Regions from separate parts of the Homo sapiens genome. Here region 2 is linked to region 1. Evidence: chromatin loops called from intact Hi-C (ENCODE). Cell type or tissue: B cell. All regions are shown on one strand. Links, peaks and the distances in the headings refer to the core of each region. The heading gives the core; the rest is flanking DNA.

Region 1 (5,341 bases), core at 140-5,139:
AGACTACTCAAGGCTTCCCTTTATTCATTTTCCTTGGGAACTGATGATCTATTTCAGATTACCTTTGAATTTACACACAAGTGCTGCTTCTAGAATAATTTTGACTCCTGACTTTTGCTCTTACTTTTAAACTTTTGTCCCATTTATGATATAGGTCAGCTTTGTCTTCATTTGGCAGATTTGTAACCATCTAAGCCAAGAATCTGACAAGATATTATTTTTTCTGTTTCTTCTGATTTTATTGAGGTCTTTTTCTTTTTGAACCCATCTGTTTCCCCATCTTTCTCAAAACACCCTGAGTATACCAGGGTCTGCACGTCTTATGAAGTCAAAGTTAGAATCACTTCAGTTGTGAGCTTGCCTTTCTTAATTACACAAACTTCTTCTGACAATAATAGGTATAAACTAGAATGACATAATTTGATGTAATATAAGACCATTTTTCAGAGTACAGAAAAGCATATTGTATTCACCTTGATTTGCAAATATCTCATGAAGAGAATTACTTTATTCTTTGGGCCTATTTTTCACTTGTAAAGCTGGCCTGGGTCCCCATAAATACTCTGTCCAGTTTAATTTGAGTTTAACATGACACTGAGGAGTAGTCTGATATTACTCAGAGAGGGTGATACAACTCTGAACTTGTTGGCCCTTATCAGATATAATTTAAATTTCCCCTGGAAAGGGAAATAAGCACTTGGAATCAAGGCAAAGAGCCAAATCCAGCAGATTATCAAGATGGTCGGTGGGAGGAAAGTCTGATGGTTTCCGCTGCTAAGCGTGGGAGATACTGACCTACTCTCATTCACTTACTTTTGTACATAGATGTAGACTGTGAGCTGCCAAAATAGAGAACAATTCTTACTTTCTGTCAGCAGCTTATCAGAATTCCCTGACCTCCAAAAATGATGAACACAGTCCGGACCCTGTTCTTATGACTGGTGATTGATACAGCTGGCTTAGCTCTTGTTTTTTGACTTGCTTTTATTGGGCCCTGGACTATTTGTTCTACACACTTTAAATTTGGGTGCATGAGCACCCAGGTATGACTTCATAGACAGCCCTGTTTCTGATCTGAACCTATCATACTTGCCTCTGGCTTTGCCCTTTTATCCTCCCAACTCTCTACACTAGTGCTTCTGCCCTTGTTGGACTTTTTTTAAAAACTTTTTTATCATGTTTGTATCTTATATCTTGGAAGACAGAATTATCCCTTTCTATTGAAATATAATACTTTTAGCATATATTTGAATGAATATAGATTGAAGAAATGTAATGTCACTTGTCTTCCAGGAAAGACTTTCAGTTTTGTGGATTAAAACATTTGGTATTTTGATTGTTTAATTTCTAATCTTGATTTATAGGACACAGATAGTTTCTGCTCTTCTTTTGTTACATATCTATTTGTAAATGATTTGGTAATACTGTTCAGATGTTCCCTTTTTCTAGCTTTTCATTTTAAATTGTAGTATCTTTCTTTTATTTTATAGATATAGTTTAGCATGGTCTCTGCTATGGTTTGGATGTAACTTGACCCTGCCCAAACTCTTATTGCAACCATAATTTCCAGTGCAGCAAGGTGTAGGGTAGAAACTGTATGAGAGGGGGCCTAATGGGAGGCTTTGGATCATGAAGGCTTTGCCCTTGCCCTGGTGGGCAGTTGGTGCCTTTCTAGCAGAGCGCGACTCCATCTTGAAAAAAAAAAAAGAAAAAGAAAAAAAGAATGTCCCTTGTTCTAACCAGCTTCCACAGACAGCCTTATCAGAGGAGAAGTATGCTTTTGCCATCTCTTTATGGAAAAGAAAATAAGCCTTTAGCCTAGATGGCTATTGTTGCCCAAAAAAGGGAGGAGGGATAAATAGCTTCACTCCGCTGCTAAGTTGGTATCAGTTTGGGTTTAATTCAGCCTTAGCATGTCCATCTGTCCACTTCTGATGACACTTGTATGTGTGAGGAATGTGGGAGACAGGGAATGGAGGTGAGTGGACATTCTGGTAGTGTTCAGATATGCCTTGATTTTCTCCAACCCTGGAAGGGAGTAGTTCTGGAATCCTCCTACCTGTCCCTCAATTTTTCACTTTACTAAGATTATAACTTATAGCTTCCTTGAGATAGAAATGACTCTGCAGAGCCCATCCTGAATGGAAATCATAATAAATAATTCCTATATCCAGGGAAGTCTGAAAACTAATCTTGTTTCCTGTTTTTGGAGCACAGTAACTGGCAAAATACATTTGGGGTGAGTTTGACTTTTAGAGGGTGGTTCTGAAGCATTCTTATATGTTAGATTCCCTTGATAAAATGGCAGATTCTTGAGCTTCAGCATTACAAATTGATCTGGAGCGGGCTCTAGGAATCTACCACTTTTTAATTTTTTGTTTGCTTGTTTTATTTATTTATTGTTTATTATTTTTTATTATTTTTAAATTTTTTTAGACTGAGTTTCGCTCTTGTTGCCCAGGCTGGAGTGCAGTGGCATGATCTTGACTCACCGCAACCTCCACCTCCCGGGTTCAAGTGATTCTCCTGCCTCAGCCTTCCTGAGTAGCTGGGATTACAGGAATGTGCCACCATGCCTGGCTAATTTTGTATTTTTGGTAGAGACACGGGGTTTCTCCATGTTGGTCAGGCTGGTCTTGAACTCCCGACCTCAGATGATCCACCCACCTCGGCCTCCTAAAGTGCTGGGATTACAGGCATGAGCCACCATGCCCGGCAACTTATTATTTTTTAAATCAAGCACCCAGGTGATTGTGATACAGGTTTTCAAAGCCACAATTTATAAAAAACGTTGTGCTAGTGATAATGTTTTAGAAAACTAAATTCCCAGTAAAGCTTTGAGCCAGGAACTTTCTATTAAACTCTGTAGCTCTCTAGGCTCCCTGTCCTCTTTATCACTTTCGTAACAGGTCTAGAGAATGAAATCTGCAAGAAAGAAAGATCCTTAGATAGTGTCAATCTGAAACATATTGTATCTAAACACTTAACATAATTATCTTATTTAATTTTCTCAACTACTCTGCAGATATAAATATTATATCAAGTGTTTTTAATTTAGTTCAGTAAATATCGAGCCTTTACTATGTGCTCTGTACAGTGAAAAAGTTCAGTCTCAAATAGATATATTAATTTGACTGGGGTTGCTTAGTTTATGAAGGGTGGAACCAGGATTCAAATACATTTGTTTGATTCCAAAGTTCATGTTTCTACTCTACAAGCCTTCTGTTCTTCACTTCCTCATCTGCTCAAAGCTGTGAAAGCTCTCTGTGCAGCTGTATTACTTTTTATTTAAATAAAGCACTAGAAGGTGAACAACATGATACCAAACACTGTTGACTTGTAAGGGGCTTTCTTCCTGTAAGAGAAGTTAGGACATTTACACATGAAAATACTCAGCAGTTCAAAGAAGCATGTAATTAAGTGCCCAAATTAGAGATATAAAGAGAGAGGCTCATATTGTCTGTGGAATGTTTTCTACAGAGCATTGAACACATTTAAGAATCTGAAAGGATAAGATTTAGAAAGGAAGGAACAATGTTGTCTCCAAATTATGAAAGTTAAAATGAGTCTGTCTATGGATGATGCCAGGTAATTATCCTTCTACCTTATAAAAGTTGTCAACAGACAATTAGCTATGTAAGTAATTTTCCCCTCATTCCTTTCTTGTTGAACAGTTTCTGAAAGAGAAGCACTCTATTGTCATTTCCTTAATGCACATTTATTTTCTAAGCGTCTGCTTTCAGGCTTCTTCTATGTGTTCCTAAGAAATTGCTCTCATAGTGATTATCACCACCTCCTTATTACTAAGTCCAGTGGAACCTTCTTGTTCTGGTCTTACTTGATGTCTCTCTATAGTTGAATGCTCCATACCTTCCCCATTACAATACTGATTAGGTTTTGTTAGGACTATTTACCTAATCATCTAACTTTTCTGATAGATAGTAAGCTCTCTGAGGATGGGGATTGAGTCTGTCTTGTACGTAAGGAAACAATATGGCCCAGGAAACCATATGAGTTACCTCCTTTGGCTTTTGTAACATAAGTATTTTCTAGATTTCTTCTTTATCTCCAACCATTCATTCCTAATCTCCTTCGTGAATTCCCCTTCTGCCTACCTCTTAAATCTACGCAGGGCATTTCATTCATATATTAGTAACTCCCAAATCTATTTTAGAGGTTTTAACGTTTCTCTCCAGACACGTTTCCTACTAGCTAGTGGAATATTCACTTGGATGCTATTCTGGTACTTTGGTAATCATACTGTGCATAAAATGGAACTTGTTTTCCACCCTTGCCCCACTCAGCTCCCACCCAGACCTGCTTCTCTGCTTGTGTTCCCTGCTATAAGCCTTGCCCAAGCTAGAAATCTGGTGTCATCCTCTCTACCTCTCCTTCCCTTGCCAACTTATATAAGCACTTAGCAGTTCTCCCTTCAACTTTCTCAGTGGCTTTTAAATCTATCCCCTCCCCCTAACCCACATGCTTTAATAAGCCTTCCCTCTTCTGAATTCTTCCCTTTGCTATGAAGAATGGGGTTTTTTAAAAATGCAACTCGGATCTGTCACTCTCCTCAAAATCCTCCCATGGCTCCCTAATTTATCAGGCTAAATTCTAAAATCCTGACATTGCAAAGTCCTTTATATTTTGAGTTCCCCTATTTGTTTGCTACTCTCCAGCCATACAGACTCCCTCCCCAAAACTGTAATTTCTTATTTTTCCATCTTCTCTTGGTACTTTTCCACTTACATTCTCTTGGTGGGAGACGCTCTTCTTCTCCCTCCCACTTTGTCTGGCTGAACTCCTCCTTTCTGTTTAGGCCTCATCTTTGGCATCACCCCCCAGCCTTCCCTGATGCCCCTAATTGGTATTCTAGGGTGGGTGTTGTAGTGTACAAAGGTGCCTGGCTGAAGGAGTGAGTCAGCGCTGGTGCAGGGCTTCCTTTTTCTGATTTGCACAGTGGCCCTATGCAGGCTAGTAGTGGCTCTGGTACCACATTACTTATTTACATATCCTTATTCCCCCCACAAAAAGCCATTTGGCCTTAGGGACCTCATTCACTTTTTATCTTCAGGGCCTAGCAAACAAATTGTCATTAGATCCAGCACAGAGTATGGTATAATAATCTTGCCTATTCATATCCACTGCTTTCACAATTTACTATGCATTTTTTTTCTTTTTCCTTCTTTTTATTTTTGTCCTTAAGAGACAGGATTTTTCTCTATTGCCCAGGCTGGAGTGCAGTGAAGAGATCATAGCTCAGTGTAGCCTCAAATTCATGGGCTCAAGCAGTCCTCCCTCAGCCTCCTGAGAAGCTGGGGCTACAGGTGCACACCACCACACC
Region 2 (5,341 bases), core at 109-5,108, 98 kb before region 1:
TTTTATGCTGAAACTTTTGTAACTCTTGGACTTTGTTTCTCTGGTTCCCAAGGTCTCTCATGTCTTATATTGCCCTCATTATATCAGTCATCATTATTTGTTCATTCATTTACTCATCTATTTAACAAATATTTATTGAGCAACTGCTGTGTGTAGGCACAGTTCTTGATTCAGGGGGTAGGTTGGTGAAGAGAGTTAAGATGAGAGACATGGGAAAAGGCATTTGGATAGATAAGTACCATGCAGTGCTATGAAGAAAATATAGCAGGGCTATAAATTAGATAATGACCTCATTGGAGTTACTTTAGATAGAGCTGAGGAAGAAGCATTTGAGCTGAGGCATTAACGATGAAAAGAAGCAAACCGTGAGAAAATACGAAGAAAGAACATTCCAGGCCAAAGGACCAAGGTGACAGTGAGCTTGCACAGGAGTAGAAAGAAAGTCAATGTGGCTGGAGTGTAATTAGCAAGGAGAGAAGTACATGATGATGTTGGGAGGTAGGCAGGGGATGGATTGTGTAGAGTCTTTTAGCCAAGTTAAGGAATTTGGATCTTATTTTAAATGCATTGATAAGCCGTTTAAGGATGTGAAGCAGGGAAGTAATGTGATAGGATTTTGTTTTAAAAAATATCTCTCTGGCTGCCATGTGGAGAATACATTGTAAGGAAGTGTGAGTGAAAGCAAGACTATAGTAGTCTCCCCTTGTCTCTGGGGGATACGTTCCAAGACCCCCAGTTGGTGTCTGAAACTACAGATTGCACAAAACTATATATACTGTATTTTTCCTATACATACATAAATATGATAAAGTTTAATTTATAAATTAGTCACAGTAAGAGATGAGCAAGTACTAATAAAATAGAACAATTATAATAATATACTATAATAAAAGTTATTCTGTGCATGTAACTTTTGCAGTTTGAAGTGCGACAGCAAAACTGCATGAATTTCTTTCTCCTTCTTCACAATTTCATGGATAGAAGATTTATTCTTACCATAGATCTTAGCATATACATTTTTTATTTCCTTATTAAGGGGAGAACTTTCACCTTTGCACTTAAAGGAAGCACAGTTTCCTTTGCTGAACGGCTTCTCCTTGGCATATTCCAATTGCCAGTATCACTACTCTTGCACTTTGGGGCCATTACTAAGTAAAATAATGGTTGCTTGAATACAGCACTGTGGTACTGCAGCAGTCTGTGATAACTAAGATGGCTGACAGGCAGGTAGCATAAACAATGTGGATCCACTGGACAAAGGGATGATTCACATCCTGGGCTGGACAGAGTTAGGTGTTACAAGATTTTATCATGCTTCTCAGAATGGCACCCAATTTAAAATTTATTAATTGTTTATTTCAGAATTTTTCCACTTAACAGTTTTGGATGGTGGTTGACTGCAGGTAGCTGAAACCTCAGAAAGCAAAACTGAATTAAGAGGAGACTACTATAGTTAGGAGACTCTTGCAGTCTAGGGGAGATGTGAAGGTGACATTAGAAATAGTGAGAAGGATGGATTTTGGAGGAGGAAATTTAGGACTTGCTGATGGAAAGGTTGTGAGGTGTGAGGGAAAGTGAGGAAGCATGACTATTGATCTACATTAGATCTAGTAGTCATCTCATAGTAGATGACTACTAGTCAAACCAACTATCTAATGGTGGCACTGTAACTGAGAAGGGGAAAAGTAGAGTATACTAAGATTGGAATGGGAAATCAAGAGTCCAGGTCTTGACTTAAATGTGAGATTTATTACACCTTACCTATTAGCAATGATTCATCATTCTTACCTCTCCTCCTCTCCCTCAAACCCAGGCAACCACTCATCTATTTTCTGTCTCTATAGGTTTTATTCTGAACATTTCATGTCAGTGGAATCATACAATTTTTTTTTCTGATTGGCTTCTTTCATTTAGCATAATACTTTCAAGGTGCATCCATAGTATAGCATGTTTTATTGTTAAATAATATTTCATTATATGGGTATACCACATTTTGTTTATCAGTTCATCAGCTGAAGGACTTTTGGATTGTTTCTACCTTTTGTCCATTCTGAGTAATGCTGCTATGAACATTTATATCCAAGTTTTTTGTGTAGACGTAAGTTTTTATTTTTCTTGGGTATATACCTAGGAATGGAGGAAATGCTGTACATACACACATTCAAGAAATACAAAGGAAACATTTTATGAGATAGTACTCTATAGTATAGGATTCAATTATTACTAAACAGATTAATTTGCATTATAACACATGTGCATATAATTAATAGCCAAGACACTTGGAATAGTTTAGATATTTTGAAGTGTGAAAAAGAAATGGAGTGAAGAGGATGGAAGGGGTCAAGGGCTAAAAAACTGCTTATTGGGTACTATGCTTAGTACCTGGGTGATGGGTTCAATTATACCCCAAACCTCAGCATCACACAGTATATCTTTGTAACAAACTTGAACATGTACCCCCTGAATCTAAAATAAAAGTTGAAAAAAACAGGACATGGAAGTTGAGTTTCAGAATAAGAAAGTAAATTATGACCATTTTCACTTTGTAAATGAGAAGTATTATATCATGTAGGAAAGTTTTTATTTAACCATGATTTTAAATTAGCTATGCCTGGAGTTGAAAGAAACATCTATTTCATGTCAAAGAAACATCAACCTATTATTGAATGATCTCTTTACTCATGTCAATTATTACTAGAAAGAATTTGGCTTGGGAGCTTTATTTGTATCATAGACTTTTTTTAGACTATTGATGTAGATGGCTATTTTTCTTTTAATTGAGTGGAAAGTTTTATAAGTCTTATATTGGATCCACCCCTTCCTGTTCCTTTTTTGTTGGCAAGTGCCTGTTTTTGCATATTACTTGCTGGGCTGTGGCAGATACCCACAGCCTATGACACTGGCATAAAATTTGCTAGGCTTTTGCTTTTGGGGTAGGAAGCTGTGCTGGGGATTGATAGTGGGCAGAGGACTGAGGAGAAGTAGATTGAAATTCTCTTTCACTAAAACCTGGGGTTAGTTTGATGGTCAGTGAGAAGTTTCCATTTTAATCTTTTAAATTGAAGAGTACATTTAGGATTCATTGAAAGCCTAATAATGCAACACCCTGCCTTTCTTTCCAGTGAAATTTTGAATGTTGAATTTCAGTTCTTTTGCAGCATTGTATTTTCTTGATCTGCCTGACAAAACAAGATTAACACATCTATGAAGTATTTCCATTTACACTGTGGTTCTAAGTGCTATGAACAGTAAGGAATGGAAAAGAACAAAGAAAGTTGCATTTTTTGAAGGAATCTTTGAATTCACAGTTAATATTTATTTTTACAAATCAAAAACCCATTTTTGGGATGTGTTATTTATTTTTGTATATATTTAAAATTTGATGTATATTTCCAAGTGAGTTAGTAAATATTGTTCCCCATATTACATCATTCATAAAATGCTTCGATTAATTTTTAAAACTAGGCTGGATTAATAGCCTTTTAAAGCCTTTCAGTTGACTCTTCCCCCAAAATTTTCAGTGACATGGGAAAGTTCATATTGGGAAAATTTCCCTTGATATTTGAATGGTGAATATATACTAATATTATTTCATTATATTTTTAGTGATATATTTAGTATATGGAGATATATACATATATAGACAGGATTCTTAAGAAGGAGATACAGGAACCATAAAAAGTTATGTTTTGCCAGAATTATGTTTTGCCAGAGTCCACTAAAGAGGATAATAACACATTAAAAATATTTTTTTGCATTCACTCATTGTGCAATATCCTATTTTCATTTAAAAAAAATCAGGTTGGTAAGTCTACTGGAAACATGAGACTGCTTAACTTTCCCACACATTCTTTCTCCCTTGTGGGTTTTCATATGGGTATATTTAAACAGCTGCATGAAACCATTATTTGTGGAGGATGGATTGGAAGGGAACATTTACAGACCATCTTGTATAATATTTAGGTCTTCTTTAGGCAGAACCATCAGAGAACTAAGTATAGTGATTTTATAGATAGGAGTTTATTATTTCATCTAACTTAGTTTTTTCTCACAGTAGTTTTTTTTTTTTTTTCAAAGAACATATTTAGATTCTTCACTCATTCTTATGGGGTTGTGCTGTATAAAAGCTGTGATTTATCACTTCTTTTATAGAGAATTGGAAACTTTGATTTCTAACATTAGCAAGATGACCATACGCAATTTGGTTAACTTATTGTGATTTGAAAAAGCCTATTTTGAGGTTGTGAGAAATAATGAGGGAACCTGAAAGGCACATTGTCTTAGGCGCATGTTTACCATGTGACTATGGCTTTCCAGATGGAGAGAACAAATTAAAAATTAAAAATGAGTGATTCTAGACCTTGCCTAAATTCATTGACCCAGATGAGAGCTCTTCACTCTTTCCCAATGCATATTCTCATTTACTAGAGAGCTTGATGTTTTGTTTTGGATCTAGTTCCAATTTTATTATGATAAATAAATGCTATATTTAAAGATAAAGATTCACAACCAGATGATATGAAATGATTACTAAAGCATTATAAAAATGCTATTATGCCTTAACAAAAATATAAAGGACAGTGAAGGATAGATGCAGTTAATAAAGATTTTTTATATTATGGAAAAATATTTGTAACATAAAATCCACCATTTTAACTGTTTTTAAGTGTACAATTTAGTGGCATTAAGTATATTCACATCGTCGTACAACTTTCACCAATATCTATCTCCAGAAGTTTTTTGTCTTCCTTCACTAGAACTCTATATTCATTAAGTGGTATCTCCCTGTTCTCTCCCCCGAGTCCCTGGCAACTACCCTTGCACTCTGTCTCTGTGAATTTGACTACTCTGGGTACCTCATGTAGGTGGAAGCATACACTACTTGTCTTTTTCTGTCTGACTTGTTTTACTTTGCATATCTTCAAGGTTTTTTCATATTGTAGTGTGTGTCAGAATTTTATTTCTTTTTAAGAATGAATAATAGTTCATTTTATGTATATACAACAGTTTATCCATTCGTCTGTTGATGGACATGCAGGTTGCTTCTATCTTTTGGCATTTGTTAACAGTTAAGATTTTTTAGATTTGTCTTTACAAGGGTATATATGATTATTAAATTGAACATTCTAATTGGATGAAATGAAAAGAAAGAAAGTATATCAGTGATAAAGTTTATAATTTTGATTTCTTTATTGTACACAGGAAAGTGCTAGATCATTTTACCCCCAAATACTATTATTATGTTGTAGACTGCTTACTTTTGATATTCTATGACATAAATAGAGATGTTGGAGTATACATCATGATGCGTATTTATTTACCTGAAGGGAAAGATGGAATT

Evidence for each region. Hi-C counts contacts between places; a loop is a spot of excess contacts. Peaks named below come from ENCODE experiments on the same cell type or tissue, not always from the same donor. Only the 100,000 strongest peaks of a DNase experiment are listed, where the experiment ranks them.
Region 2: it touches region 1 in a loop (2.0-fold over the local background); 2 of 110 quality-filtered maps call a loop at or near these places.

What each region holds. Positions count from the first base shown.
Region 1 is chr4:113,639,103-113,644,443 of GRCh38, reverse strand. All of the region lies in intron 3 of CAMK2D (calcium/calmodulin dependent protein kinase II delta), which reads left to right. Among named protein-coding and RNA genes, the nearest start is that of CAMK2D, 120 kb to the left of the region's middle. RefSeq lists a silencer at 597-891. In B cell, for the core only: no CTCF peak of the experiment used is centred there; DNase peaks (open chromatin) are centred at 3,263 and 4,854; H3K4me3 peaks cover 1,813 bases; H3K27ac peaks cover 4,926 bases.
Region 2 is chr4:113,736,939-113,742,279 of GRCh38, reverse strand. The region is part of intron 2 of CAMK2D (calcium/calmodulin dependent protein kinase II delta); the gene reads left to right. Among named protein-coding and RNA genes, the nearest start is that of CAMK2D, 22 kb to the left of the region's middle. In B cell, for the core only: no CTCF peak of the experiment used is centred there; a DNase peak (open chromatin) is centred at 2,879; H3K4me3 peaks cover 363 bases; H3K27ac peaks cover 4,185 bases.